2 separate regions of the Homo sapiens genome follow, and region 2 is linked to region 1. Evidence: chromatin loops called from intact Hi-C (ENCODE). Cell type or tissue: ovary. All regions are shown on one strand. Each heading gives the region's core, and the rest is flanking DNA. Links, peaks and the distances in the headings are about the cores only. Region 1 has its middle 100 kb from the start of RUNX2-AS1. Region 2 has its middle 41 kb from the start of RUNX2-AS1.

Region 1 (15,209 bases), core at 2,327-10,326:
TGCTTGTTTTTCTCAGGTTTGTCGAAGATCAGATAGTTGCAGATATGCGGAGTTATTTCTGAGGGCTCTGTTCTGTTCCATTGATCTATATCTCTGTTTTGGTACCAGTACCATGCTGTTTTGGTTACTGTAGCCTTGTAGTATAGTTTGAAGTCAGGTAGTGTGATGCCTCCAGCTTTGTTCTTTTGGCTTAGGATTGATTTGGCAATGCGGGCTCTTTTTTGGTTCCATATGAACTTTAAAGTAGTTTTTTCCAATTCTGTGAAGAAAGTCATTGGTAGCTTGATGGGGATGGCATTGAATCTGTAAATTACCTTGGGCAGTATGGCCATTTTCACGATATTGATTCTTCCTACCCATGAGCATGGAATGTTCTTCCATTTGTTTGTATCCTCTTTTATTTCCTTGAGCAGTGGTTTGTAGTTCTCCTTGAAGAGGTCCTTCACATCCCTTGTAAGTTGGATTCCTAGGTATTTTATTCTCTTTGAAGCAATTGTGAATGGGAGTTCACTCATGATTTGGCTCTCTGTTTGTCTGTTATTGGTGTATAAGAATGCTTGTGATTTTTGTACATTGATTTTGTATCCTGAGACTTTGCTGAAGTTGCTTTTCAGCTTAAGGAGATTTTGGGCTGAGACGATGGGGTTTTCTAGATATACAATCATGTCGTCTGCAAACAGGGACAATTTGACTTCCTCTTTTCCTAATTGAATACCCTTTATTTCCTTCTCCTGCCTAATTGCCCTGGCCAGAACTTCCAACACTATGTTGAATAGGAGTGGTGAGAGAGGGCATCCCTGTCTTGTGCCAGTTTTCAAAGGGAATGCTTCCAGTTTTTGCCCATTCAGTATGATATTGGCTGTGGGTTTGTCATAGATAGCTCTTATTATTTTGAAATATGTCCCATCAATACCTAATTTATTGAGCATTTTTAGCATGAAGCGTTGTTGAATTTTGTCAAAGGCTTTTTCTGCATCTATTGAGATAATCATGTGGTTTTTGTCTTTGGCTCTGTTTATATGCTGGATTACATTTATTGATTTGCGTATATTGAACAAGCCTTGCATCCCAGGGATGAAGCCCACTTGATCATGGTGGATAAGCTTTTTGATATGCTGCTGGATTCGGTTTGCCAGTATTTTATTGAGGATTTTTGCATCAATGTTCATCAAGGATATTGGTCTAAAATTCTCTTTTTTGGTGGTGTCTCTGCCCGGCTTTGGTATCAGAATGATGCTGGCCTCATAAAATGAGTTAGGGAGGATTCCCTCTTTTTCTATTGATTGGAATAGTTTCAGAAGGAATGGTACCAGTTCCTCCTTGTACCTCTGGTAGAATTCGGCTGTGAATCCATCTGGTCCTGGACTCTTTTTGGTTGGTAAACTATTGATTATTGCCACAATTTCAGCTCCTGTTATTGGTCTATTCAGAGATTCAACTTCTTCCTGGTTTAGTCTTGGGAGAGTGTATGTGTCGAGGAATTTATCCATTTCTTCTAGATTTTCTAGTTTATTTGAGTAGAGGTGTTTGTAGTATTCTCTGATGGTAGTTTGTATTTCTGTGGGATTGGTGGTGATATCCCCTTTATCATTTTTTATTGTGTCTATTTGATTCTTCTCTCTTTTTTTCTTTATTAGTCTTGCTAGCGGTCTATCAGTTTTGTTGATCCTTTCAAAAAACCAGCTCCTGGATTCATTGATTTTTTGAAGGGTTTTTTGTGTCTCTATTTCCTTCAGTTCTGCTCTGATTTTAGTTATTTCTTGCCTTCTGCTAGCTTTTGAATGTGTTTGCTCTTGCTTTTCTAGTTCTTTTAATTGTGATGTTAGGGTGTCAATTTTGGATCTTTCCTGCTTTCTCTTGTGGGCATATAGTGCTATAAATTTCCCTCTACACACTGCTTTGAATGTGTCCCAGAGATTCTGGTATGTTGTGTCTTTGTTCTCATTGGTTTCAAAGAACATCTTTATTTCTGCCTTCATTTCGTTATGTACCCAGTAGTCATTCAGGAGCAGATTGTTCAGTTTCCATGTAGTTGAGCGGCTTTGAGTGGGATTCTTAATCTTGAGTTCTAGTTTGATTGCACTGTGGTCTGAGAGATAGTTTGTTATAATTTCTGTTCTTTTACATTTGCTGAGGAGAGCTTTACTTCCAAGTATGTGGTCAATTTTGGAATAGGTGTGGTGTGGTCCTGAAAAAAATGTATATTCTGTTGATTTGGGGTGGAGAGTTCTGTAGATGTCTATTAGGTCCGCTTGGTGCAGAGCTGAGTTCAATTCCTGGGTATCCTTGTTGACTTTCTGTCTCGTTGATCTGTCTAATGTTGACAGTGGGGTGTTAAAGTCTCCCATTATTAATGTGTGGGAGTCTAAGTCTCTTTGTAGGTCACTCAGGACTTGCTTTATGAATCTGGGTGCTCCTGTATTGGGTGCATATATATTTAGGATAGTTAGCTCTTCTTGTTGAATTGATCCCTTTACCATGATGTAATGGCCTTCTTTGTCTCTTTTGATCTTTGTTGGTTTAAAGTCTGTTTTATCAGAGACTAGGATTGCAACCCCTGCCTTTTTTTGTTTTCCATTTGCTTGGTAGTTCTTCCTCCATCCTTTTATTTTGAGCCTATGTGTGTCTCTGCACGTGAGATGTGTTTCCTGAATACAGCACACTGATGGATCTTGACTCTTTATCCAATTTGCCAGTCTGTGTCTTTTAATTGGAGAATTTAGTCCATTTACATTTAAAGTTAATAATGTTATGTGTGAATTTGATCCTGTCATTATGATGTTAGCTGGTGATTTTGCTCGTTAGTTGATGCAGTTTCTTCCTAGTCTCGATGGTCTTTACATTTTGGCATGATTTTGCAGCGGCTGGTACCGGTTGTTCCTTTCCATGTTTAGCGCTTCCTTCAGGAGCTCTTTTAGGGCAGGCCTGGTGGTGACAAAAACTCTCAGCATTTGCTTGTATGTAAAGTATTTTATTTCTCCTTCACTTATGAAGCTTAGTTTGGCTGGATATGAAATTCTGGGTTGAAAATTCTTTTCTTTAAGAATGTTGAATATTGGCCCCCACTCTCTTCTGGCTTGTAGGGTTTCTGCCGAGAGATCCGCTGTTAGTCTGATGGGCTTTCCTTTGAGGGTAACCCGACCTTTCTCTCTGGCTGCCCTTAACATTTTTTCCTTCATTTCAACTTTGGTGAATCTGACAATTATGTGTCTTGGAGTTGCTCTTCTCGAGGAGTATCTTTGTGGTGTTCTCTGTATTTCCTGAATCTGAACGTTGGCCTGCCTTGCTAGATTGGGGAAGTTCTCCTGGATAATATCCTGCAGAGTGTTTTCCAACTTGGTTCCATTCTCCCCATCACTTTCAGGTACACCAATCAGACGTAGATTTGGTCTTTTCACATAGTCCCATATTTCTTGGAGGCTTTGCTCATTTCTTTTTATTCTTTTTTCTCTAAACTTCCCTTCTCACTTCATTTCATTCATTTCATCTTCCATTGCTGATACCCTTTCTTCCAGTTGATCGCATCGGCTCCCGAGGCTTCTGCATTCTTCACGTAGTTCTCGAGCCTTGGTTTTCAGCTCCATCAGCTCCTTTAAGCACTTCTCTGTATTGGTTATTCTAGTTATACATTCTTCTAAATTTTTTTCAAAGTTTTCAACTTCTTTGCCTTTGGTTTGAATGTCCTCCCGTAGCTCAGAGTAATTTGATCGTCTGAAGCCTTCTTCTCTCAGCTCGTCAAAATCATTCTCCATCCAGCTTTGTTCCGTTGCTGGTGAGGAACTGCGTTCCTTTGGAGGAGGAGAGACACTCTGCGTTTTAGAGTTTCCAGTTTTTCTGTTCTGTTTTTTCCCCATCTTTGTGGTTTTATCTACTTTTGGTCTTTGATGATGGTGATGTACAGATGAGTTTTCGGTGTGGATGTCCTTTCTGTTTGTTAGTTTTCCTTCTAACAGACAGCACCCTCAGCTGCAGGTCTGTTGGAGTACCCTGCCATGTGAGGTGTCAGTGTGCCCCTGCTGGGGGGTGCCTCCCAGTTAGGCTGCTCGGGGGTCAGGGGTCAGGGACCCACTTGAGGAGGCAGTCTGCCGGTTCTCAGATCTCCAGCTGTGTGCTGGGAGAACCACTGCTCTCTTCAAAGCTGTCAGACAGGGACATTTAAGTCTGCAGAGGTTACTGCTGTCTTTTTGTTTGTCTGTGACCTGCCCCCAGAGGTGGGGCCTACAGTGGCAGGCAGGCCTCCTTGAGCTGTGGTGGGCTCCACCCAGTTCGAACTTCCCGGCTGCTTTGTTTACCTAAGCAAGCCTGGGCAATGGCGGGCGCCCCTCCCCCAGCCTAGCTGCCGCCTTGCAGTTTGATCTCAGACTGCTGTGCTAGCAATCAGTGAGACTCCGTGGGCGTAGGACCCTCCGAGCCAGGTGTGGGATATAGTCTCCTGGTGCGCCGTTTTTTAAGCCGGTCTGAAAAGCGCAATATTCGGGTGGGAGTGACCCGATTTTCCAGGTGCGTCCGTCACCCCTTTCTTTGACTCGGAAAGGGAACTCCCTGGCCCCTTGCGCTTCCCAGGTGAGGCAATGCCTCGCCCTGCTTCGGCTCGCGCACGGTGCGCACACCCACTGGCCTGCACTCACTGTCTGGCACTCCCTAGTGAGATGCACCCGGTACCTCAGATGGAAATGCAGAAATCACCCGTCTTCTACAGCTCACCCTGGGAGCTGTAGACCGGAGCTGTTCCTATTCGGCCACCTTGGCTCCTCCCCTTGCTACCAAATTATTACTAAGCCTCCTACAAAGCAAGGTCTCCACTACTCCTTTGCTCAAGCATGGTGACTCTAACCTTTGCATTCATGGATGTGGCTGGCAGGATGCCCCGTGGGCTCAAACCATTTCCATAAAGTACACGTGCAAAGCCCCTGCTGAGAGACACCAGGAACATCTTTCAAGGCTCTCAGCTCCAGCTTCTTCTTTCAAAATGCACAAGGTACAGTTTCTGCTGCCCACGTGGTCACTGGAGGGTGTTAATTCTCCGACCCAGCCATTCCTTCCAGAGCAGGCACGGTATCCTGTCCACCCTGTCCCTATAATGCCCAACACCATCTAGGCGTGTAGCTGGTACCCAATACTTGCTGATGGAGGGAGCAGTCCCTGGGCCCACGCTGGCAGCGGTGAGCTCCGTCTCTTACTTCCTGAGGGATGCCTGGGCTGCCTGGATGGAGATGAAGACCTGTCTGCTGGCCAGTCTGGCAGTGGCCCGGGAGGGAAGGTCATGATGACCTGTCTCCTCTACAGCTTCCAGGCCTCGCCTTTGCTTGTTTTCTGGGAGCCTCGGTGTCTGCCCACAATGGCATGGCTCCTTCAAGCTGCCCAGATTCTTGGCCTGGTGTGTGGGCCGCACGGCTTGTTTCCATGGTGAGCATGGCAGGGGTGGCTGGCACCCCCAGGCTGACAAGCATTCCTCCCAGGTCTCTCTGAGCAGAGCTTGTGCCAGCCACTCTGTTCCCAAAGGGGGTTTTCTGATGTGGGGGGTGGTCACCTCAAAATTGGCTGTGCTTTGAGCTAGAGTGAACAAATAGAAGACATTTGTATCCATTCCTTTCTCTGACATCCTCATTTGGTCCTAAATGGGTTTGGGATGCCTACAGGAAATATCGCTTTTGGGAGGGAGCTTGGACATCATCTGGCCTGACCCCCTTCACCCTGCAAATGGATCTCGGAAGGTCACAAAGGGCAAGAGACGGGCTCAGGGCACAGAACAGATGCAGCACTGAGCTGGGAGGAATCCTCATGTCTCCTGAAGCCTGTGTTCTTTCTGCTATAGCGCGTCTTGGCTCTCTGGAGTGAGTTACCCAGTGTTACTTCTACCCTAGGAAGGTGAGGTGTGGCGCGTTGGGACTGCCTGGAGCTGTCAGGCCACACGCTCATGCACATGCATGTATGCACAGTGGGAGTGGATACAAAATTTAAAATAAAAAACAATTTTAGTTTGTCTAAACCACGGGTTGGGGTGAGGGGTGGTGAGCAAACCACGACCAGTGACTTACTCTTGTACAGCTTGTGAACTGAGAATGACTTTTACTTTTTTTTTTTGAGATGGAGTCTCGCTCTGTCGTCCAGGCTGGAGTACAGTGGCGCAATCTTGGCTCACTGCAAGCTCCACCTCCCAGGTTCACGCCATTCTCCTGCCTCAGCCTCCCAAGTAGCTGGGATTACAGGCACCCGCCACCACGCCCAGCTAATTTTTTTTTTTTTGTATTTTTAGTGGAGATGGGGTTTCACTGTGTTAGCCAGAATGGTCTCGATCTCCTGACCTCGTAATCTGCCTGCCTCAGCCTCCCAAAGTGCTGGGATTACAGGCGTGAGCCACCGTGCCCAGCCTACATTTTTAAGTCGTAGTGAAAAAATAAGATGTGACAGTGACTGTATGTAACCTCAAAGCTGGAAATACTTAACCATGTGACCCTTTCCAGAAAAAGTTTGCCAATCCCTGACTTGATGACCTGTCTGATTGTTCACCCAGTAATGGTTGGCAGTCTTCCTAGGACATTCAAGACTCCCTCTTTATAGGTAGATCTGGTTGGCTTCATAGGCTCAGACTCTGAAATGCAGAATTGGCAGCTTTCTTCCTTCGTCTGTCAGATGCCTATGGCTTTTCTAAGTTTCTTGCTGTTGCTGAATTTTTCTCTCCTCAGGATAAATCAAGCAGTGGAATCCTTTGTCAGGTGAATTAGGGAGCCGAGGCTGGTGATGGACATTTACTGCTGGTACCCACGGTAGGGCAGGGAGGCAGGGACACTGTTGCCTGAGGTGTCCTGCAAATAAATGACTCGGCTGGGGCTAACCAGAGTTGAAGGCTGAGAACAGACAGCTGCCAAGAGTGTGACAGGGAAAATGTCTTTCCCGTCAAAGAAAAACATAAAGATGCTTGCAATCTGAGTATTTCTGTTTCCTCCCCTCCACGACAGGCTTCTCAACTAGTTCCTGTCTAGCCAGGCTGCTCATTTCTTTATAGTCACTGAACCAGAATAACCACAGATCAAGCCGGAAGCACATGATAACCCGCTGAACTCCGCACAGCCCTGGCTGGGCTTCTCTGAGTGAACAAACGCTGCCCTGGTCTCCGCAGCTGTGAAATATCCAGTGAGCATCCAGCTGCGGGTTAGTTACTTCCACAGTCAGAGAAGGAAAGAAGAAAATAAGAGTGACAGATGCACAGAACCACGGACATTCGAGACTGTCATAGCTGTTCACAGTTGTTGAAGATTTACAGGCAAGCCGTTTGGAGTTTAAATGTGAGATGACACCAGGGGCCTCTAATGTACAGTGGAGCTTTAAGCATGATATGGGGGCAGAAAATGGTCTGGGAACCCCCTTCTCTGAGATCTTAGAAGTTCTGTTCTATTGACTCCAGGCAGGGCTGCAGCCACGGTGCACTTCATGGACTCATAAATATAACATTATTGGACAAAAAAACCCCAATCCTTCTCTGACTGATTAGGCCCAGATTGGTCAGCCCATAAATCAATGCTGAATAAGAACTATAAAGTTGTGAATCAATGTGTCCCAGATCTCCAAACTGGAATGAAAAAACAGGAATAAAATAGCTGGAGCTCTTCCAAGATCCTTCTTTTCATCCCCCTCCTCCCACCGCCCCATATGCTAGTATGCTAATTTTAAAAGGCTTCTCTTTTCCGCTCCTTGGCCTGGCTGTGGACAGCATTTCAGGGCAGGAAATTCGGTCTAGAAGTGTGGCTGAGGAAACAAGAGGCTGTTCTGTTGCATTTCTGTTCAGGACTGATCTGTAGCTCTGTCGTGTATCCTTGGTCATGTATCCTTGGCCAGGGTCTCCACCTGTGGCCGAGAAGTGATGGCATTTGTTGTCTGTGTCACAGATACAGGAAGGGAACAAGAGTGATCAGGTCATGTGTGGTCCATGAATGGTTTTTTAGGTCCAAGCAGTTTAAGGGCTCTGAGTCCCTGCATTGAAATATTAAATATAATAATGGATTCTCACCTGTAATCCTAGCACTTTGGGAGGCTGAGGCGGGTGGATCATGAGGTCAGGTGTTCAAGACCAGCCTGGTCAAGATGGTGAAACCCCATCTCTACTAAAAATACAAAAATTAGCCTGGCATGGTGGCAGACACCTGTAATCCCAGCTACTCGGGAGGTTGAAGCAGGAGAATTGCTTGAACCCAGGCAGCAGAGGTTTCAGTGAGCCGAGATCATGCCACTGCACTCCAGCCTGGGCGATAGAGTGAGACTTCGTCTCAAAAAAAAAAAAAAAAAAAAAAAAAAATGGAGTCTCCTCTTAGAACTGCACATGAGGTTTAGAAATGCCACCTGGTCATCCCTGTTGGACATGGTTACCCTCTTTGGATCTGGGAGCTGAGGGTATCTGCTGTGAATGTTGTCCACGTGTACTTGGAGGGCATTCCCTGTCCTTATTCCTCTGGAGTTCCAAAGCAAAGTTTGTTTTCTGAATCCCCCTTCTCTACCACTCTCCTCTCCAAAACACACCCTCAGGGTACTCTTTCCCCTCCTTTTGACAGCTCATTTCAGGGACACACTGTGTACATGTACCTGCCCCTCATAAGGGCTCGTTGTTAGGGGCCTGCTCTCCTGGGCTGGGAGCTCTCACTATTTCCTGGTCACCCCGACGCTGAGCTTCCCTGCTATCTTCTCCCCTTTGGGGAGGACACACACATGGCCCCACGCAAATATTCTGTGCTGGTGGCCTCCTGGTTTTCCCCAAACACAGACTATAAAGACTGGAAGGAACCGCAGGCTCACCCAGTTCCACCTGCTCATTTGGGGAAACTGAGGGGTGCCAACTTACCTAAGGTAGAACTCACACATCTTTCCACCCATTTCACTTTATCCTGGTATAAACCTGAGCTGACTGCATTCTTGTTCTTTCCCCCTGTAAAGAAATAAAGTCCCATTTAGGTTTTCCCAAAGCACTGTCTCTGTACAGTTGGCTGTTTCCTGTGGACATTTTCATTTTCTCCTGTGTTTTTCTCTCTCTTTGCTGTGACTTACAAGACCATGAACACATAAGCACAGGACCCCAGAGGAAAAGTTCTCTCTTTCAGTGTGTGCCTCCAGGAGGAATGAGACTACCGGCAGTGATGTTTGACTGATGAGCACCATTGTGGTGCTTTACCACTAGCGGTCACAGAAACCTTGCAGAATGTGTCTAGGGAAGTGGATTTTGTAGGGTTGGCTAAATTTGTACCACCCACAGCACAATAGCAGCACTGTACAGAAAAGGTGGCTTTGAAACAGGTTCAGTTTTACATTACTGTGAGGTACAAAATCAGGTGAAGGACCATTTCTATAGCTTAAGAATTTATATTTTTCCTCTTAGACCTGAAACTTTATTCATCCTGGGTCTTCTACCTTTAAAAAATTGAGACATTATTTCTCCCCATTTTCTGGGAAGACAATCCACCCTCAAAATTAGCTGTAAGAAATAATGTGATCATCAACAAAGTAAAAAGGTAACTCTCAGAATGCGAGCAGATATGTATAAATCATGCATCTGATAAGGGATTAATATCCAGCATATATAAAGAACTAAAATTCAAAAACAAAGAGCCTAATTTAAAAATGGGCATTTCTGGGCCAAGTGTGGTGGCTCACACCTGTAATCCCAGCACTTTGGGAGGCTGAGGTGGGCGGATCATGAGGTCAGGAGATTGCAACAATCCTGGCTAATATGGTGAAACCCCGTCTCTATTAAATATACAAAAACAAAATTAGCTGTGCGTGGTGGTGGGCACCTGTAGTCCCAGCTACTCGGGAGGCTGAGGTGGGAGAATGGCATGAACCTGGGAGGTGGAGTTTGTAGTGAGCCGATATCGCACCACTGCACTCCAGCCTGGGTGACAGAGTGAGACTCAGTCTCAAAAAAAAAAAAAAAAAAAGGCATTTCTCCTAAGAAAATATACAAATAACCAATAAACACATGAAAAGAGGCTCAACATCACCAAACATTAGGGAAACGCAAATCAAAACCGTAATGAGGTAACACTCACACCAAATAGGATGGCTACTATCAAAACACCATAGCAAAAAGCAAGTATTAATGAGGATACACAGGATTTGGAACTCTTGTGCCCTGTTGGTGGGAATGTAAAATGGTACAGCTACTGTGGAAAACAGTATGATGATTCTTCAAAAAATTAAGAATAGAATTACCATAGGATTCAGCAATTTTGCATCTATAGGTTGGTGCAAAAGTAATTGCGATTGTTGCCATTAAAAGAAATAGCAAAATCCACGATTACTTTTGCACCAACCTAATAGGTCTATACCAAAAAGAATTGAAAGAAAGATCTCAAAGAGATATTTGTACACTTATGTTCATAGCAGCATTGTTCATGATAGCTAAAATGCAGACACAACCCAAGTGTTCCTCTACAGAAGAATGAATAAACAAAATGGTATGTACATTCAATGGAAAATTATTCAGCCTTAAAAAGGAAGGAAATTCTCACACAGGATACAACATGGATGAACCTTGAGGACATTATGCTAAGTTAAATAAGACAGTCACAAAAAGACAAATACTGTATGATTCCACTTATATGAGGTAATTATTTGAGTATAAAATTACTAGATCTAATCTAAATCTGCCAATTACTATTCAAAATAATAGAGATGGTGGTTGCCAGGGGATGGGGGCAATTGAGAGTTATTGTTTAATGGGTAAATAATTCCAATTTTACAAGATGGAAAAAGTTCTGAAGATGGGTGGTGGTGATATTTATACAACATTATGAATGAAGGTATTAAAACCACTGGAACTATACACCCTGAAAAATCTTTAAGAGGTTAAATTTTAAGTTATGTGTATTTTATCAAAATAAAAAATTGGAAACAATATTGTAAAGTTTTAATAATCTAAAGAAAATTCTTCCTTTAGGGTGTTATTCCCAAAAACGTGGTGTTGGTGTTCTAAATATCTAGGATATTATTTTTATAATTTTAAAACATGCAATCATACTGCTGGGACATGACTCTTTAAACAGCAGATCTTTGAGTGAATGTGAATGTGATAAACTCTGCTTTCTAGAGAATCCTTTTTAACCACTTAATGCCTCTTTTAGCTACTAGGTCTAAGAATCTATAGAGAGGGGATATGGCAGAGTGTAGAAATGACCCTAATTATTCATCCCTCCTGTATCTATGTCCTTCACCATACACATCTGTATTGCTGTCCAATGCTGTTTCTGAGCCTAATCATGGACCTGTTTTGGCCAACAAGGTAAAGTGTAAGTATCAGTTCCACATATAGAACTTCAGAGACTGTGTGTGTTTCCTTTTGCTGTCTTGTGTATCTGCCATTGCCATGACAACACGCTCAAGCTAGCCGGCTGGAGGAAGAGAAACTGAGCAGCAGAGCTGAGCCATCTCTGTTGCTCCAGTCAAAGCCAGTCTAGATCAGCCAACTGCCAGCCGACTCTCACACATATGAGTAAGCCCAGCCAAAATTAGCAGAGCCACTTAGCTGACCTCCAGCTGACCCTAGATGTTTACTGTTGCATGTCCCTGAGGTTTTTTTACTGCGAGGGAGCATTATTGTGGAAGTAGATGACTGATTTAGGGAATTGCCTCATATGCTTTTTTTTTTTTTTTAATCACTCCTTTTCCCCTTGTTTCAATCAACTTGTCACAAATACATCTGAACATTGTTAGGTGTCTACCCAATATCCACTCTCCTGCTTTTTCTTACTGCCAGAACCACATGCCCAGCTAAAAACCTACATTCTCTGGCTTCCTTTGTAGAAAGGAGTTGTCATGTGACATTCCTTTGGCCAATGAGAAGCAAGTGAAATATTGAGTAGTTCCTTGAAGGAGGATGGGGAGTCCTTTTGCCCTTCTCCTTCTTCCTTTCTGGAATAAAAATCTGATGCTGGAAAATATTATGGCCCCAAGGAGCCAGCACAAGCTGAGAATGATTGAGAGGAAAGCAGAAAGAGCTTGGGTCTCTGATGGTATGACTACAGTACCAGCCATGGGCTGCCTCCTTTTTCACTTCTAGCTACATGTGAAAAAAATAAGACTTCTCAACTAATTATGCCACTGTTTTTTTTTTTTTTTTTTTTAATTCTTTTACTTGCAGTTCATTGTAATTCATTTTCTTCTTTTTTTTATTTGTGACAGAGTCTCACTGTGATGCCCAGGCTGGATTGCAATGGTGCGGTCTCAGCTCACTGCAACCTCCGCCTCCTGGGTTCAAGGGATTCTCCTGTCTCAGCCTCCCGGGTAGCTGGGATTACAGGCATTTGCCACCACACCCAGTTAATTTTGTTTTTTTAGTAGAGATTAAGTTTCTCCATGTTGGTGAGGCTGGTCTTGAACTCCCGACCTCAGGTGATCCACCTGCCTTGGCCTCCCAAAGTGCTGGGATTACAGGTGTGAGCCACCATGCCTGGCCCATTGTAATTCTTAATACTACACTCTAGAGCCTATTTTATCCTTATTTGAAGAAACTGCTTAGAACAAATAAAGATATTTCACATAAAATATCATTGTGAATTACTATGCAAGTACATTAATCCATACATAAAAGAACAATGACTTCCATGCATTTATGTCGGTTTATATTTTTGAAAGTTTACAGTATTCCTAATAGATTCCCCTCAATACACATTTGATTAGTACCCCATGTCCATTCTGTATTGGGGGAAACTGAGGCAAGGAAAGGTTTAACTTTGTCCAAAGTAAAACAACCTGTTAGTCAAAGAGATTGGTGGGGGGGACTTGAAAATGGGTTATTCAGGATTCCTGAGGAAGGATTGGATGTGTGTCTCAATTAGACCTAACTATAATGATTGAACTTCTGTACTTTGGACTGTGACCAGCCTTTACTCAGCGAGACCAAAGACACTGAGTCTTTTTGACTCTGAATGGACCAACCAAGACAGAAAGTCACCACAGTCCAGGACAGTCTTGTTTATAGGAAGAGAGAAAAGGAATAAAGGGTAACTTGTTGCCTTTTGTGCCCACAAAATTGTCTGCTCTCTCCTTTCTGCTCTAAAGTGGAGTGAAGTCAATTGGTTATAAGTCTGTCTCCCCAGAGCTTTCTGGTGGCCTCCTCAAGAGCATGACTAGATGTTTTTGTTTATATATCCCTGGCAGACCAGTGGGTACAGTTGTGCAGGTTGGTCACTGCCCAAGGGTACCAGGCTGAGGAGTGAGTGAAATCCACACTTATCAAGCAGTAGGGCCAATGGGATTATTCTACATCAAGAGGAAGGGCTTTTTTTTCTAATTTGCACACAGGTCCTCTATGGTACAGCGGGAACCCTGGTCCTTGATGCCCAGAGCAGAGTACAAGAGGCTTATTTGACGGTGAATAACCTCTCAGATGACTGCTTCTTTTTTGAAGCTCAGTTTAATCAGGTTTTAGTAGCAATAAAGTGTTTCTCAGGTGGGAGCTGGTGAGTGTGACAGACACTTAAATTTTTTCTCGCAAGTTGCCACAGAATATTCACAGAAGTGAATCAGCAGTTTCAAAGTTAAGAGAAGAGAAAAATAATAAACAGCTACCATTTATTAAGCAATTATGTGTCAGATTTATACTTATTATCTCATATAATCCTTACAGCAAAACTGTAAGGTAGGTTCCATAATACCCCCATTTGAAATATAAGGAAATGGGTTCCAAACTGCTCAAAGTCATATAGGTGGCAAGTAACAAAGTTTGGATTTGAGCCCAGGCTTGTTTGATTTTAAGCTCTTTGTTCTTTGTCATGCATTTTCCTAAACTGTAAATTATTTGTCATTAGTGCAGGTGTAGCAAAGACACTGGTATTCACCAGTTGTTCCATTGACTCCCCTACATTTTTCACTCTTGCTTGTAATTATGTTGGGGCTATATGATTGGGTGCTTCCAATAGAATATAGGTGGGAATGATGTCCAACCACTCCCAGGCATGACATTTAATAAAATTCTTGGCAAACCATCACTCCTCTCTTCCTCTGCTACAATGACTCTGGAAACCAGATGTTCAGATGTTGGCATCTCCAGATGGGTGGAGTCTGGATCCCTGAATCACTGCATGGAGGAGAATTGCCCTGAGGAGCCACTCAATTTACACCTGACTTTACATGAATGAAAAATGAGTCTTGTATTTATTGAAGAATAATGTAGCCTAGCCTAACTGATATAGCAGAAGTAGTAAGAATACTTTTATATATTTATGTTATACAATTGTTTATACTGCACAGAATACTTTATTGATTCTCATAAAAATTATGAGAGATAAACAGGGATTATAAGCCCCATTTTATAGGAGAGGAAATCGAGGCTTAGAGAAGTGAAATGATTTTCTCAAGACCACACAGTTGGTAGGTGGTCAAACCAAGGTTAGGATCTTGGTATTTTTCCCACACTCTGCAATTTTATAACTTCCTAGCTTAATGTTATAAAAGCAAGCAGTAACCTCAGAGGGAATGAGGGTCCCACTGTATAGAGTTCTGCAGATTAAATTAAACACCTTGAAGGACTAAAAGGCTAGGTAGCCAGGACAGACAGGTGTAATACATTCCAATGGTTCATATTCTTAAGTCAACAAGATGTTGGCATCCTGTGGCTGCTCAGACTCCTGGGTGGTCCTGCAGGGGAGTCCTAAGCCTAGCTTTCCAGCAGTCCAGTAAGCAGATCTCCAACCTGAGTCATAGGCTTTGAATTAAAGATAAAAATGCACATGCTCTGGGTGAGAGCCCTCAGTCTCTCCAGGAGAATCAGGGGACTGTTTTTCCCTCTTCATACCCACACAACAATAATCATTTTACTTTTTACAGAATTCTTTACAGTGCACAAAATGTATCCCTCTCCATTATCTAATTTAATTCTCCAAAAACCTGATCATGCATTTTTGTGGTGAAACTCAGAAAGGTTGACTTACTGTAAGATAATAACAGTGATGCCTCTGATAATAAAATTTGCCATTTTTTAGACGTCTATTATCTCATTCAGTCCCATAACAGTCCTCCAAGGTTGGTATTACCACACCTTTTGTGCAATGAGGAACCTGAGGAATGAGAAGTTTAAAAACACGTCCAAGGATATTCAGTGAGGAGGGCTCTGAGTGGGCTTCATAAAACCCATGCTGTAATTCTTGACAAAAAACAAAAGGGACAGGCTGGAGTGTGGAAGCCCTCAGTTATCCCACCCCATACTGGGGACGTGCTACAAAAAC
Region 2 (15,209 bases), core at 3,091-11,090, 60 kb before region 1:
ATTCAACTGAGCCAGGCTGGAACAATAGATCAAATGGGCTAACAAGCTAAAGTTTAATGGGGAGAGATTTAATGTCCCAGTCATGGGCTCAGAAACAACTGTACCAGTCAGGAATGGGGAGGAGCTGAATAGGCAGGAGCACATGAGGGTGAGTGTTGGACGTTGCAGTTAATGGCAACACAGAAATGAGGACTCTGGAAACTCCAAGTGCAAACAGGCTGCATTAGTAGAAATGCAGTTCTCAAAACAAGGAGGTAATAGTCACATTGGCTAGACTAGTGCTGAAGAACTGGGCTGGATTTGGGACCCCACCTTAAGAGGGCAATGAGGTCCCAGGGTGTATCTGGGGAAGACTAACCAGCATGGTGACAAGTATGAAAGCCTGGGGCATCCAGGGATCAGCAGACAGACTTGAAAATGTTCTTTTCCTTCCTGGAAAGGGTTCATTTAGCAGGATCTGATCGCTGCCCAGAGAACCAACCTATGACAAAAAAGCAGGAAAGCAGTTTTTTGTTGTGGTTGTTCAGACTGGTCCCCCAGCTTTTAACCTTGTCTCCTGACAGCAGCCAGAGAAATTCTTATTAAATATAGCATACATTCACATGGTTCAAAACCCAACCAACCAACCAAACCAACCCACCAACTAACCAACCAAATAAATAAATACATAAATAATGAACCAACTAACCAACCAACCAACCTAACTAACAAAAAGCATAAAGACAAATACAGGACAAAGCCTCCCTCCCACCCTTGTACTCTAGTAGGGACAGTTTGTGATGGTCCTTAAGAGTGTAGTCTCTGAAAGCTGTGCTGCCTCAGTTTGTCCCAGTCCTGCTACTTCTTAGCTGTGTGGCCTTTGGCAAGTTACTTAACTTCTCTGAACCTTAGCTTCCTCATCTGAAAAATGGGGATAATAATGGTACTTATCTAATAGGATCGTTGTGAGAATTAAATGAGTACATCCACATAAAGTACTTAGAACAGTTGCTGGCATACAATCAATTTCACAAATGTCTTAGCTCTCATTTTTCTCTGCTTAGTTCTCCCCTTTCTCCAGTATTCAACCATTATTTTTATATTTCATCTGTATTTTATCAGAGTTTTAAAATGCATATATTATATATGCAAATGTGAACGTCAATTCTTATTTTTCTTATTTTTTAAGTTCCAAAGCTAGTATATTAGACATATTGTTCAGCACCTGGCCTTTTTTTTTTTTTTAACTTGATAGTATATCTTGGAGATTTTTCCACATCAGTACAGAGAGAACTTCCTCATTCTTTTTCACAGCTGTACATATAAGGAAGAAGTTTCTAACAATTAGAGCTTGTTTTAAAATAAAACTCTGTCAGAGGAAGCATTCAGGTGAGGAATAGACAGCCACTTCTCAGGTACGATGGAGTAGAGATTTATGTGTCAGTAAGGCAGTCAGGCTAGAATATTTCTACTGTTCCTCCAACTGAGATTTCTTGATCCTATGTTAAGTTTTCCAAAGAATCACAGAAGAATTAAAACCTGTCTAGAAACAGTACTGTTGCTTTGTTTATCTGACTGGATTCTGACCTGGGGCTCAGCCAGCACTGGGTGAGGGGGACTTTAAAGAGGCCCTCTTGCAGGGCCCATCTGTGCCATCTTAGAAAGCAGGTGGCTCTGAGACAAGGTCCAGGTTGTCCTCTAACCCCACCTAAAGCTAACCTGGCCCAGGTATTATTACCTGGAGGGAAGAAGGACTCTGCTGCAGGGAGACCTCGAGCCACCCGTTGGCAGGCATAGTCTCATTGAAATGTGTTTTCATAGGACACTGAGTTTATCCCTCATTTCTCAGCCTGGAACTCACCATTGCAGGTACAACTTCAGTGGAGACCAGCATGACTGAGCTTCCAACAGGCAGCAATGACTCCAGGGCTCTTCTACTACCTGCCCTTTCTGAGTGTTGAATTAGAAGGGAGGTGAGAGATTAGCTCGGCTTCCCTCTACCAGCAGGCCAATAACCAGAGGGTAAAGGTCTCCAACTTTGAACATGTGCCATGCACATGCAGAAGGTAAGTGATTGCAGGAGATTGTCCATGTGGTGGTAAGGTCCCCCAAGCTTCAACAGAGCCTGAAATGTCCTTTCTAGACATGAAGCATTTTGAGTTTTTTTATTCTGCCAGTCTATAAAAAATCCAGGTCTTTTTGAAAGAAATAGCACAAGTATTTTTTAAGCACGAATTTTTCAACCTGAGTAGCTGAGAATAGAGCTCCTCACTGGGCACTCGGACAAGGAAGCAAGACGGAGTCCACATGGGAATGGGGCATGAGAGGTGGGAAGGTTATTGGGGTCTGGCCCTGGCTTGGGCCAGATGGGACCAGATTCTAAATGGATTCACTCTTGTTTACTTGTTAGGATTCTTAGCAGAGTCTTTGCTGCAGCAGCAGTGCTTAATGGGGGAGGTGGGGGAGAGGCAGGCATGAGACTCCCTCCCACAATCTCCATAAATACAGGGAAAGCCATGGTGAATCTTGATTATACACTGTCTATTGAAAGCTCCCCAAGGAGAGGGGCTATGCTTTATACTTTTTTGAAGTATAATTTACAATAAACTACAAATTTTTAATGTGTACAATTTAAAAAGTTTTGACATGTATATCTACCCTTGAAACCATCACCACAATCAAGCTAATGAACATATCCATCACCCCAAAAGGGTTCCTTGTGGCCTTTTATAATTTCTCCCTCCTGGTCCTCCTTGATTCCTCCTTCATCCCTAAACAATCACTGATCTGCTTTCTGTCACTATAGATTAGTTTGCCTTTTCTAGGATTTTATATAACTGGAATCACAGAATAAGTATTATTTTTTGGTCTGGCTTCTTTCACTCAGTGTAATTATTCAGAGATTCAACTATGTTGTTACATCTATATAGTTCATTCCTCTTTACTGCTGAGTATTATTCCACTGGACAGGTATTTGACACCTGTTTATTCATTCACCCATTGACAAACACTTTGGTCGTTTTCAGTTTTGGGCTATTACAAACGAAGCTGCAATCAGCATTCATGTACAAGTCTTTCTGTGGACATACACTTGCATCTTTCTTAGGTAAATACCTACAAGTGGAATGAATTATGTGGTAGTTGTGTATTTTTTTGTATTTAACTTTTTAAGAAAGTGTCAAACTACTTTTCAAAGTGGTTGTACTATTGTACCTTCCCACCCAGCATTGTATGAGAGCTTCAGTTCCTCCATATCCTTGTCAACACTTGTTATGGTCAGTCTTTTTAATTTTAGACATGCTAATAAGTATCTAATAGTTAGTGGTATCTGATTATGATTTTAAGTTGCATTGTGTCCTTAATGTACATTTTCCTAATAAGGACTGGCACCTTTTCATCTGTGTATCTTCTTTGGTGAGGTGTCTTTTAAAATCATTTGCCCAATTTCATATTGGGTTGTTTGCTTTGTTATCATTTAGTTCTGAGAGTTCTTTGTATATTCTAGACACAGGTCTTTTTTTCAAATCAGCTATGTGACTTACAGATATTTCCTTCTAGTCTGTGGCTTGTTTTATCCATTTTGTAATGGTATCTTTTGAAGAGCAAAATTTCTTAATTTTGATAAAGTCCAATTTATAATTTTTCTTCTTGTATGGATGTGCTTTTGGTATCATATCTAAGAAATCTTTGCCTAACCACAAAATCACAAGTATTTTTCCCATTTTTTTCTTCAAAAGTTTTAAAGTTTTAGGTCTATAAGCCATTTTGAGTTAATTTTAGTATATGGTTTGAAGAATGGATGGAATTCCATTTTTTGGCATGTGAGTATCTAATTGTTCCAGCAACATTTATGGGGAAGAATTTCCTTTCTCCTCTAAAAAGCTTTTGCACCTATTTCAGAAATCAATTGGCCATGTATTTGTGGGGCTATTTCTTTTGTAAGCTTGAACCCTACTCTGTCATAGCCCCAGCTCAGGGCCAGCACATGGCACGTGTTTAATAACAGCTCGGGGATATAACTTGACTCCAGCTGTTTTCAGGAGTTTCTCATTAGATGCAGTTTAGTGCTGCTGGTTTTAGGGACAGTAATGCAGTGAGGAAGTCAGATGGCGTGAACGAGCAGCAGTGTTCTGTTAGTGCTGCGCCAGCACATGCTGGTTCTTGTTCACAGTGCACCCAATCGTCAGCACTAAATAAATCAGGGTCAGCCTGAGTTCCTGAAAGACTCTATGGGAATAAACCTTCCCACCAAGCCAGCAAGTTTCAGAAACCACGCCTCCAGCTTGAGAAACGTGGGATTAAATCATCAAAAATGCCGTCTCTAGCAAAAGTCCCTTGATCTCTGTTAACTCTCCATAGCAGTGCTGTTCAGTAGAAAGCAAATGTAAGCCATATATATAATTTAAAATTTTCTAGTAGATGTATTTTATTTTTTATTTACTTGTTTTTTTGAGACAGGGTTTCACTCTGTTGCTCAGGCTGGAGTGCAGCGGCATAATTATGGTTCACTGTAGCCTCGACCTCCTGGGCTCAAGTGATCCTCCCACCTCAGCCTCCCAAGTAACTGGGACCACAGGCATGCACCGCCATGCCTGGCTAATTTTTTATTTTTTGTAGAGACGGGGTCTCCGTATGTTGCCCAGGCTGAACTCCTGGGCTCAAATGATCCTTCTGCCTTGGACTTCCAAAGTGCTGGGATTACAGATGTGAGCCACCTCACCCGGTCAATGTATTTTAAAAAGTAAAAATAAGCAGATGAAATTAATTTTATAATATATTTTTAAACTCAGCATATATAAAATATTATCATCTTCATAATTAGTTGATATAAAATTATTCATTAGATATTTTATATATTTTTGAACTAAGCCTTCAAAAATCTGGTGTGTGGTTTATAGTTATAGCACATCTCAATTGAAACTACCCACACTTTAAGTGCTCAGCAACAACTTGTGGCTAGTGGCTGCCGTATTGGAGAGCACCACTTTTAATCACGCATCACATTTCTTGCTTTAACACTTCCCCTTTCTTAAAATCTTTATTGAATGGGAAAGTCCTTCCCTCTGGACATCAGCTTCTCTTCTCCACCATAACCTCTCCTGTTGCAGAAAGCCAAAATCAGAGGAGGGGGAGGAGAAGCAAAACATCTTGAAGATGGAAAAGATTAAAACAAAATCTGCTGGGCATGGTGGCTCAGGCCTGTAATCCCAGCTCTTAGGGAGGCAGAGGATAGCTTGAGCCCAGGAGTTCGAGACCTGCCTGGGCAATATAGTGAGACTCGGTTCTCTACAAAAAGGAAAACAAAAACATAAAAACAAAACCTAAGTTCAGGTAAAACAAAAGCTCATGAGTCAGGTTGTATTTACACAGCAAGATGAGTAAGAGGTGATGAGGAGGGCTCAGTGGTGCAATGGAGTTGGCTGATGCTGGCTCCACAAAAGCTTAAACTTTTCAGGAATTTTGCAAGCCAGTTGTTAAATACAGACATTAATAAGAATTAAGTTATACAAACTTTCCACTGAACAAATTATATTGAAAACATACAAAATATTCAAAACTCACCATATCCAAATTCTGTTACTGCATTTCACTATTATCTATGCTTTTGAGGTTATTGATGGCTATTCCATCTGAATGGTGGAAATACTATATGATTTCATACTCTTGAGCATCTCTTCCCGACTTGGTGTCATAGCTTGAAATTGGTAGGGGTATTTACACCACAGGAAATGGTAAATGCTAAAAGCCAGGGCTTTCATCCAAGATTTGCCAGATGCTAACCCTTCACCAGCACACCCCTAGGAAAGCTCCAGGAGGTGTGAACTCATTGAGATGAGGGATGCCTGACACATTATAAATGTTGAATAAATGGTTGTTATGATTACAGTGATTGAAAGTCTGAATAAATCCTATCCCTGTCCCTTTTCCCTGTCCCCACTCACAAGAGGATGCTTTTGTGTAAAACAGCCTGCATTGTTCCTGTAGTTTTTTTTTCCATTCACCTCTACTCTGGACTATTCCACATTCAGAGTTCAAGAGTGAAGTCAAGAGCTAGCAGGTACAGCCGACTCTCAGTGTGGTCTAGGTCATGAATCCCTAAGCCCTGGGCCACGGACCAGTATTGGTCATGGCCTGTTAGGAACCAGGCTGCACAGCAGGAGGTGAGTGAGCATCCCTGCCTGAGCTCCACCTCCTGTTGGATTACTGTCAGCATTAGATTCTCATAGGATCCCGAACCCTATTGTGAACTGCCCATGTGAGGGATGTAGGTTGTGCGCTCTTTATGAGAATCTCATGCTCCCCACTCAGCTCTGTCTGTGGAAAAATTGTTGTCCATGAAACTGGTCCCTGGTGCCAAAAAGGTTGGGGACCACTGGTCTAGGTTATACAGTTATTCTCTAACTACCCTCTTTCCCATTGTTCTAGAGGATAGGAGGAGAAAGAAGGCTTGAAAACTTACATGTTAGATATTCATAGAATTCTCTCTAGAAGGTGAGGGTTTTCTTTTGCTTACCTGCATTTTCTAATTTTTCTACAATGACACTCCCTGTTTTAAAAAAGTTAAAATTTAAAACAACATATAAGAATTTTCAAATGTCTTCAAGGGCACATTTAGACATAACTGGCTAGTGCTAAAAGTAGGAAGAGAGGTATTAAGAATGAAAGAGTTTTGGTTGGAATGGATGAGTCTTCCAGTGTTTGGGGATGAATCAATTAAAAGGAGGTGAAACAGGAAGGCAAAAGGCAGATCTCTGTAAACCCTGGAGTGTTTCTCTTGAGCTACTCTTCCTCCTACACAAGAGCTCCCATCCATCCTCATAGTTGACATTTGGGATGTCTATAATGAATATGGATTTGATGTGATTTCGTCTCTCTGCCAAACTAACTCACAGAACTAATTCCACTTTTGACTATGTTAAATGAGGTTTTAAAAAGTGTATTAAGAGGATAACTTTTGAAGTCTCTAAGCTAGATCAAGAGGTGCATTTGGGAGAAAACTTTGGGGACCCTTCTTACCCCTTGCTCACAGTTGGAGTCATATTTTGATGTCTTTGATTTATAAGGGTGAGAGACTGTGGGGATCTGTCTTGAGAGGGCTTTGACTTTTAAGGGATTCAACTAGTTGAAACCTTATGTGCATTTGGAAATAAAGCTCTTTTATATCACAGGGTCTAAAAACTTGAAGGTGGAATGGGACCTCAGAGGTCAATACTCTAACCTAATTTGGATGCCCATGTCCCCTCCTTTTTGTCTCTGCCCAAGTGTTCAGCTCTGCCTGATACCTGCCGTGGCAGCCCAATTCCTTTCAGGTGTAGTCCATGGAAGGTCCTGCTCACGTTGACCCTAAACCCCACTTCCTGTAATGTACAGCCATTATTCCAAGATCTGGGAGATGGGGGCAAGCACAAACATGGATATAAGCTAGTGAGATCTGTGTAAGGAATAGAGACCATTTTTGTTGAAACATAATTCAACATGACTAGCATCTCCTGAGCCATTCTTTCTATGCAAGGCACAGATCTAGGTGCTGTGGGAGACATAAATAAAATAGAGTCCCCACCCTCAAGGAATTCACAAGATATCATTTAATGTGTGTAAACAACAAACTCCAATACAAAGGCAGAAGATGATCTGATGAGGGAAATGGAACCAATATTTGTCAAGTTCCTTTGATGTGCCAGGCCCTGCTTTCATTGACATAGGTCTCAAGTAATCCTTGTGGCACTGTGCATTAAACTCCCTGAACCTCCCTTCCTTCTTTGTAAAATTTAATGTTGGACTAGATACCTTCTGAAGTCCCTTCCAGCCCTCATATCCCATGATTCATCCCTCTTTCTCCAGTCAGTGGCCCTAGGCTTCCCTCTCCTGGATTGGGCTGGCTAGGGAAACGGAAGGGCAACAGACTTTTTTGTTATTATTCGCTTTCTCCCCTCCCTGTGAGATGTATTGTTGACTTAAAACCAGTTTGAACAAAGCACTCAGGAATAAACCACAGAGAACCATCTAGAATTGGCAGAGGATAACCCTATGACCCCAGAAGCCTTTTCCAGCTCTAATTTTTATGATTCACTAATTTGCCACACCACATTCAACTCTGTCCGGGAACTCAGAGTTCAAAAAAGATGCAATGTAAATTGCTGGAGGTAATGAGAAGGCTGAAGGCATGGTAGGGCCAGAAGCTTGGTTTTCTGTGAAATTAAATACAGGAAGATATTTAAAGAAGCCAGAAAGCTTCCCCCTCCCCTTTTTCTTTTCCCTGAGAGATTCCCATTTTAAGACTGGTAGGGCAAATTTCAGGTTTCCTCTTTTCAGTGGTATGACTAGGTTTTTGCTATGTTATGACTCCAAAAGAGCTGCCTGTTTGTTTTATAACCTCCCAAAAAGCTGTTGGATGTGGATGTGGCTGTTTAGCAATAAGTTCTGCCGCAATTTTAAAAATCACTTTTGAAGTGGTGGGAGAACACTGTAGGAAGACCACTGTTCTCTAAATATGCAGGTCATTTTTTTTTTTTTTGAGGAAATTGCTGAGGGCCAGAAAGTTATTGAGATAACTTGGTATTTGATGGATCTCATGAATTTTTAGTGCTTTCTACATTTCCCAAACTTTTGGGGATCATTAGGCCCCTTGGTGGCACCTTTGCAACTTGCATTAAATTTATGGACTGAAGATAAGATACAAGCAGGATAATTGTTCCAGAGCTCCATGGCTGCTGAAAGACCAGTAGGCCAGTAGCCTTTGGTGCTTGTGGGAGCTTGGTAAGAGTTAGCTCAGTGTGGGAATGAGGGGTTTGGGTAAGCTCAGGGCATACCTGTGCAGAAGGATAATGACCAGGCACTACAGTGGAGCCGCATTGTGCCTGGGTCCACCTTCTGCAGTCAGCTATGCAGTGCACACCACGCATGCTAAAATTATTGGCAAAAATACCATAGAAGGCACCATGTAAAGTATCAGATGAAAAAGTTGTCTTGTGTTTAGAAACCATGCTATATGAGAAATATATCTTTGAATGTTGGACTTGCACTCAGCAGAAGCACCTGAGGCCTGAAGTCACAGATGAAACAGTAGATTATATTATTCATCTTATATGTCCTCTGGGGTAAATGCCTATAGAGACAAACACTGGGCTTAATTACCAGCACTGCTTATTTATTTTGCTAATTCTATTTTTCTCTAATTTTCTCTCCAATGCCCCCAACAAATATGGAAAGTTCAATTTGCAAGGTAAATGAGTACATGATATAAACCGACTGTATCAAGATTTACATGGTTTATCTCCTTTGCTTTTCACAAAAACCCTAAAAAGTAGGTGGCATTGTCCCCACTTGCAGACGGGAAAACTGAGAGAGGTCACAGGACTAGCCTAAGTTTTCTCAGTGAATAGGCAGTAGTGGAATTTGAAGTGAGGCTCCAAAGCTGGTGCTCCTTTTTCTATGCCTTACATACTAGATTTTTTTTTAAAGGGGGATGAGAAAATAGAAGGCATATGAAGGAGGACAGAGATGAAGAAAGGCATGCAGGGAAGAAACAAACATTTCTTCATCTCAGATGCCCTCTGGGGTAAATGCCTACAGAGAAGAACATTGGGCTTGATTACCAGCGCTGTTTGTTTATTTGTATCTGCTAATACCATTATTGTGCTTGGCATTTTCACATCTCTATGTTCCAGACTGTATTAGTTTCCTATGGCTGCCATAACGAATTACACAAACAGTGGCTTGAACAGTAGAAATGTATTCCTCATAGTTTTGGAGGCCAGAAGTCTGACATCAGCATCCCTCTGCTGAAATCCAGGTGTCAGCATAACCACACGCTCTCCGGAGGCTCCCGGGGAGAATCTGTTCCTTGTCTCTTCCAGCTCCGGGTGGCTGCTGTCATTCTTTGGCTTTGACCACATCATTCCCGTCTCTGCCTCTGCGATCACATCGCCTTCTTCTCTTCTGTGTGTGTCAAATCTCTTCTGCCTCTGTCTTACAGGACATGTGTGATTATACTTAGGGACGTGTGATTACACGCAGGGCCCACCCAGGTAATGCAGGATAATCTCCCCATCTCAAGAATCCTTAAGATTTGCAGTTATTTTTTGCCATTTAAGGTAACATCCACAGGTTCTTGGAAGTAGGGCATGGATATCTTTCCGGGGACCACAAATCGACCTACCATAAAGACTAATCATAAATGTTACAGAGCAGCCTAGGTTGACAGCTCAGCCATTTACATATTTTGTTCTTGTTGTTTATTTTTCTGACTCCAGAACCCACAGCTTAAGTCTCTTCACACCAGTGTCGGTGTAATAATGTGTAATGTGTTTTTGCCATGTTGTTAACTCCTCACTGACATGTAAGCCTTAATGTTCACTGTTCTCATAAGATTAACTTTCAGTTCAGATGGTTAGCCTGTGGTTGCCCTTGGTCAGCGCTTACTCAGAAGGCCACAGCCCATCTGGTGCCCACAACTTCTGAAAGCACTGGGGCTCACATTGTCATGAGAGAAATTTAGATGAGCTATGTAGAAGATCTGATTATAAAGGCAAGTGATGGGTTCACTGCATTCTTTTCAACCTGGCAAGGGACAGGGTTGGAGGAGATTTGAGAGGCCTTCAGAGACTGCAGCTGCAAAACAGGAAATGACTTTTTAGCATGTTCTTTGACCTCTGAGTGGAAGACTACAATTTGGAGGAGGCAAGAAGGTGTGCAAACAGGGAAGGGCTGATGGCCTTCACAAACCAAATGTGTTACTAGGATGTTGGCGCCATGCTGAGGTGGGCGCTGCCGTTCACAAGCACTTGCAGCCACTCTGGGGTGTAGAAAGTGCTCCTTTACACAAGTGTTGGTTCTGATCCCAAGATACACAAACCCAGAGGGGTTTTGGGTCTTCTGAAATGCCAGTGATGTCTACCAAGGGCTTGAGGTTCTCTTTTGACTTGAAAATTAGATAGTTGGGTGTCAATCCATCATTTTAAATTCAGGTTTTTCCCATTCCCCTGCTCAAACCAACTCACTCTGCTGATGTGCCCACTTTGGACATTTGTACAGGGATTCTTTCAGTTACTCAGCACTGAAGCCTTGATGTCAATATTGACCTTTTCTTTCCTTGGCTTCCCACCTTCTTCAATTCTTTCAGAGGTGAAGCAGATAGTCTAGTGATAGGACTGTAGGATCTGGAGTAGAGAGAGAAACAAAAAATAAAAGTTGGGTTGGAACCAGGCTCTGCTACTTATTTGCTGTGTGACCTTGGACCTGTTTTAACCCTCTTAAAAACTAGGGTAAGAGACAACTTACCACATAGACTTATTATGATGATTATATAATAATAATAATATGAGCTAATAATAATAGTTATTATTGTTCTTCTTTCTTTCATTGTGATATTGTGAAATATATATTTAGTCTTCTACCGTTTCCTGGCATAAAACTCCTAAAATCCTTAGCATCTCTAAAGCGATAAATCTTTGTATGCTAATGATTGACCAATAGCTGGCAACCCCTAGTTAGCTTGAGGATGGGGGCTGGTCACCAGAAAGACAAAGGCATGATTAGAGGGTTGGGACCCTTGGTCTTTCTGGTGACCAGCCCAACCCCCACACCTCCGGGGAGAGGGGTTGAAGGTGAAGTTGATCACCAGTGGCCAATGGTTTGATCAATCATGCCTGTACAATGAAGCCTTTATAAAAACCCAAAAGGACAAGGTTTGGGGAGCTTCTGGGATATTGGAACATGTGGAAGTCCCTGAATGGTGGCATGCTCAGGGAGGGCATGGAAGCTCCATGTCCCTCATACCTTGCAGTACACATTTCTTCATCTGTATCCTTTGTAATATCCTTTATAATAAACCAGTAAATGTAAGTGTTTCACTGAGTTCTGTGAGCCACTCTAGCAAACTAATCAAGCCAAAACTGGGAGTCACGGGAACTCCAACTTGAAGTCAGTCGATCAGAAGTTCCAGAGGCCTGAATTTGCAACAGGCATCTGAAAGGTGGACAGTCTTATGGGACTGAGTCCTCAACGTATGGGATCTGATGCTATCTCCAGATAGATAGTGTCAGAACTGAATTAAATTAGAGGACACCCAGCCACTGTCCACTGCAAAATTGATGGCTTGCTTGGTATGTGAAGAAAAATCCTCATGCATTTGGTCACAGAAGTCTTCTGTGTTGATCATTGTGGAGTGAGAGCAGTGGAAAAATGGTGTGAGTATTTTCTCATACTTCCAATCTAGTTCAGGCTTTGGTGACCAAAATTAACACTGTAATAATAGATTCTTTTGAAGTAGTAGTTTTCAAACCTTTTAACCATGATCCACAGTGACAAATTTACTTCATTACTAAATTATGACATTAGAAACGCATCCACAACATTAAAGATTTTATGAAATATCTTGATGTTTTCTATTCTTTTCTCACTTACTGCAAAAAAATAGTGTTTTTTGTGTTTTTTTTTTTTCAGATGGAGTCTTGCTCTGTTGCCCAGGCTGGAGTGCAGTGGCATGATCTCAGCTCACTGCAACCTCCACCTCCTGGGTTCAAGCGATTCCCCTGCCTCAGCCTCCCAAGTAGCTGGGACTACAGGCACATGCCACCATGCCTGGCTAATTTTTTTTGTATTTTAGTAGAGACAGGGTTTCGCCATGTTGGCCAGGATGGTCTTGATCCCCTGAACTCGTGATCCGCCTGCCTCGGCCTCCCAAAGTGCTGGGATTATAGGCGTGAGCCACTGCACCCGGCCAAAAATAATTGGTTTTAAATCAAATTGATTTTATGACCCACTAAGAGGTAAAGTCCCACAGTTTCAAAAAATAATGCTCTAGAGATAGTCCTGACTGCAGTCTCTACTTCCTTCTAATTCATCAAGTATCTACTTTTCAAAAGGAGAACACTTTCCATATTTTGTGAGAAAGCATTACCGTCTACCATCCACATTTACATCATATTTTACAATTCCAAGTGCCTTTGTATATAGCATGTCATTTAATTCTCAACAGCCTTTGAGAAAGAAGTTATTTTAGCTTCATTTTACCAATGAGGAAATTCAGATTCAGGCCAGTCACATGTCTCATCCAAGATCATGTACCTGGAAATGACTGAATCAGGATTGAATCCAGCTCTTCTCAAATGGATCCAGGGCTCTTCTACACAAAGCAATGAATTGAAAGGGGGATTTATGTTTTTAGAACCAAATAGGAATACAAAATGGATTAAAGTCATGGGCAAATCTTCTATTTTATACTTTCTTTCATAAAACAAAACATGTAGGATTACTACCACACAGCTTTCTCTAAGAGAGTCACATTCTGGAGCCAACATTAGCTTAATGGTTGTGCCACTTAACTGCATCCCCACTCATTCATTCATCCATCCACTCAACAATGTCATTCATTCATTAATTCAAGAAATAGTTTTTGGGTCTCTACCATGTACCAGGCACTTAGTATATGGATACTAAGATGAACATAAGAAAATTTAAAATGTCCCCAATCAGCACATGGTACTAAATGCTATGTGGTACTAGATGTGTCAACACATATAAGGTGGTACTAACTGCTATTATTAGCATGTAAGGTGGTACTAAGTGCTATGTGGTACTAAGTGCATCAGGATGTAAGGTGGTACCAAAGTGCCATTATTAGTATGCAAGTGCTATTATTAGAGTTTCAGATGGTACTATGTGCTATGAAGAAAATAAAACACGGTAAAAGGAAAAGATTGTTAGGGTTTTCTTGTGAATAGTATGGTTAAGAAGGGTTCTCAGATGAGGTGACATTTGGACAGAGACCTAAATGAAGTGAAAGGGCAAGCCATGTGGATATCTGGGGAGAATTTTCTGGAAACAGGATAAGGCAAGTTAAAGAGAGTGTGAGCTTGGCAGTGATTGAGGAGGAGCAGGGGAAGAGTGTCAGGAGATGAGGTCACAGAAGGGGTTAGATCATATAGAACATTTAAGCCATTGTAAGGACTTCGGATTTTTTAAAATTAATTCTTCAGAAAAGAACTCTATGGAATAATTCAAAAAACATGTTTTGTTAGATCATTTTTCTTTCACACAAACTTCTTTAAGCCCTAGTAGTTTAGTAAGTTGCCCTAGCTGAGAGCCCCCATCATTATCATTGTGATAAGAATCTCAAGTTATGGCTTAAGAAGAAAACCCACCCACTCAACCCATCCTCCATCCTCACTCATTCCCTCTGAGCATAGCTGTATCCTCAGGCTTCAGCTGACCTTATTCTAGATGATACTTTAACTTTGATCTTTGATCTATCTGTTCTTTTTTTTTTTTTTTTTTTTGAGATGGAGTCTTGCTGTGTCGCTCAGGCTGGAGTGCAGTGGCACCATCTGGCTCACTGCAACCTCCATCTCCCAGGTTCAAGCGATTCTCCTGCCTCAGCCTCCCCAGTAGCTGGGATTAAAGGTGCCCAACACCTCACCTGGCTAATTTTTGTATTTTTAGTAGAGAAGGGGTTTCACCATGTTGGTCAGGCTGGTCTGGAACTCCTGACCTCAAGTGATGCACCCACCTCAGCCTCCCAAAGTGCTGGGATTACTGGTGTGAGCCACCATGCCCAGCCTATCCATTCTTAACAAAAAATTACCATTGGTGATGAACCATCAAATTTTAAAATGCATCATAGGGAACATATCACACATGTAGGTTCAGTCCCATGCTATTAGGATGGTGCAAAAGTAATTGTGGTTTTCGACATTACTTTTAATGGCAAAAACCGCAATTACTTTTGCACCAACCAACTATGATGTTTGACCAGGCGTTTGGCCGGGGATGCACTCTGAGCACTAATAGCTTGGTGTCTATGGATTACCTGGGTTTATAAGGAGGCCTTAGGCATTTCCTTAGTGTAGCTCATTCAGCAGAGCTAATTTTCCCATTTTACATGCTGTGACTTCAGAAGCCTGGCAACCTGCATCATTCTTGTCTTCCTATTTGAAGAATACTTCCTCCTGTAGACACCTCCAGAGTTCAGGTAATCTGTGTTCCTCCCTAATAATAAAAATAGCCTACATAGAGTGAGTCTTTAGTGGGGAAAAGTTCTGCACTATTAGGGCAGAGCTTAACATGCTTTATTCCTTTTAGTCCTCCAAGTAACCCACTGAGGTAGGTTCTAATATTCACTTCCTTTTATAGAGTAGGAAATCAAGGCCTAGAAAGGCTAGATAACTTTCCTAGAATGAGAGGTAGAGTCTGGATTTAAATTTGAAACATTCTCCGTTAGCTTGATTAGC

The links. A loop is a pair of places that touch in the nucleus more often than their neighbours do. Peaks named below come from ENCODE experiments on the same cell type or tissue, not always from the same donor. Only the 100,000 strongest peaks of a DNase experiment are listed, where the experiment ranks them.
Region 2: a loop joins it to region 1, with 6 times the contacts of the local background. A loop is called at or near these places in 2 of 110 quality-filtered maps.

Annotation. Positions count from the first base shown.
Region 1 is chr6:45,670,645-45,685,853 of GRCh38, forward strand. No RefSeq gene overlaps it. Among named protein-coding and RNA genes, the nearest start is that of RUNX2-AS1, 100 kb to the left of the region's middle. RefSeq lists enhancers at 7,118-7,177, 7,188-7,307, 11,238-11,287. In ovary, for the core only: no CTCF peak of the experiment used is centred there; a DNase peak (open chromatin) is centred at 7,078.
Region 2 is chr6:45,609,731-45,624,939 of GRCh38, forward strand. No RefSeq gene overlaps it. Among named protein-coding and RNA genes, the nearest start is that of RUNX2-AS1, 41 kb to the left of the region's middle. In ovary, for the core only: no CTCF peak of the experiment used is centred there; a DNase peak (open chromatin) is centred at 4,121.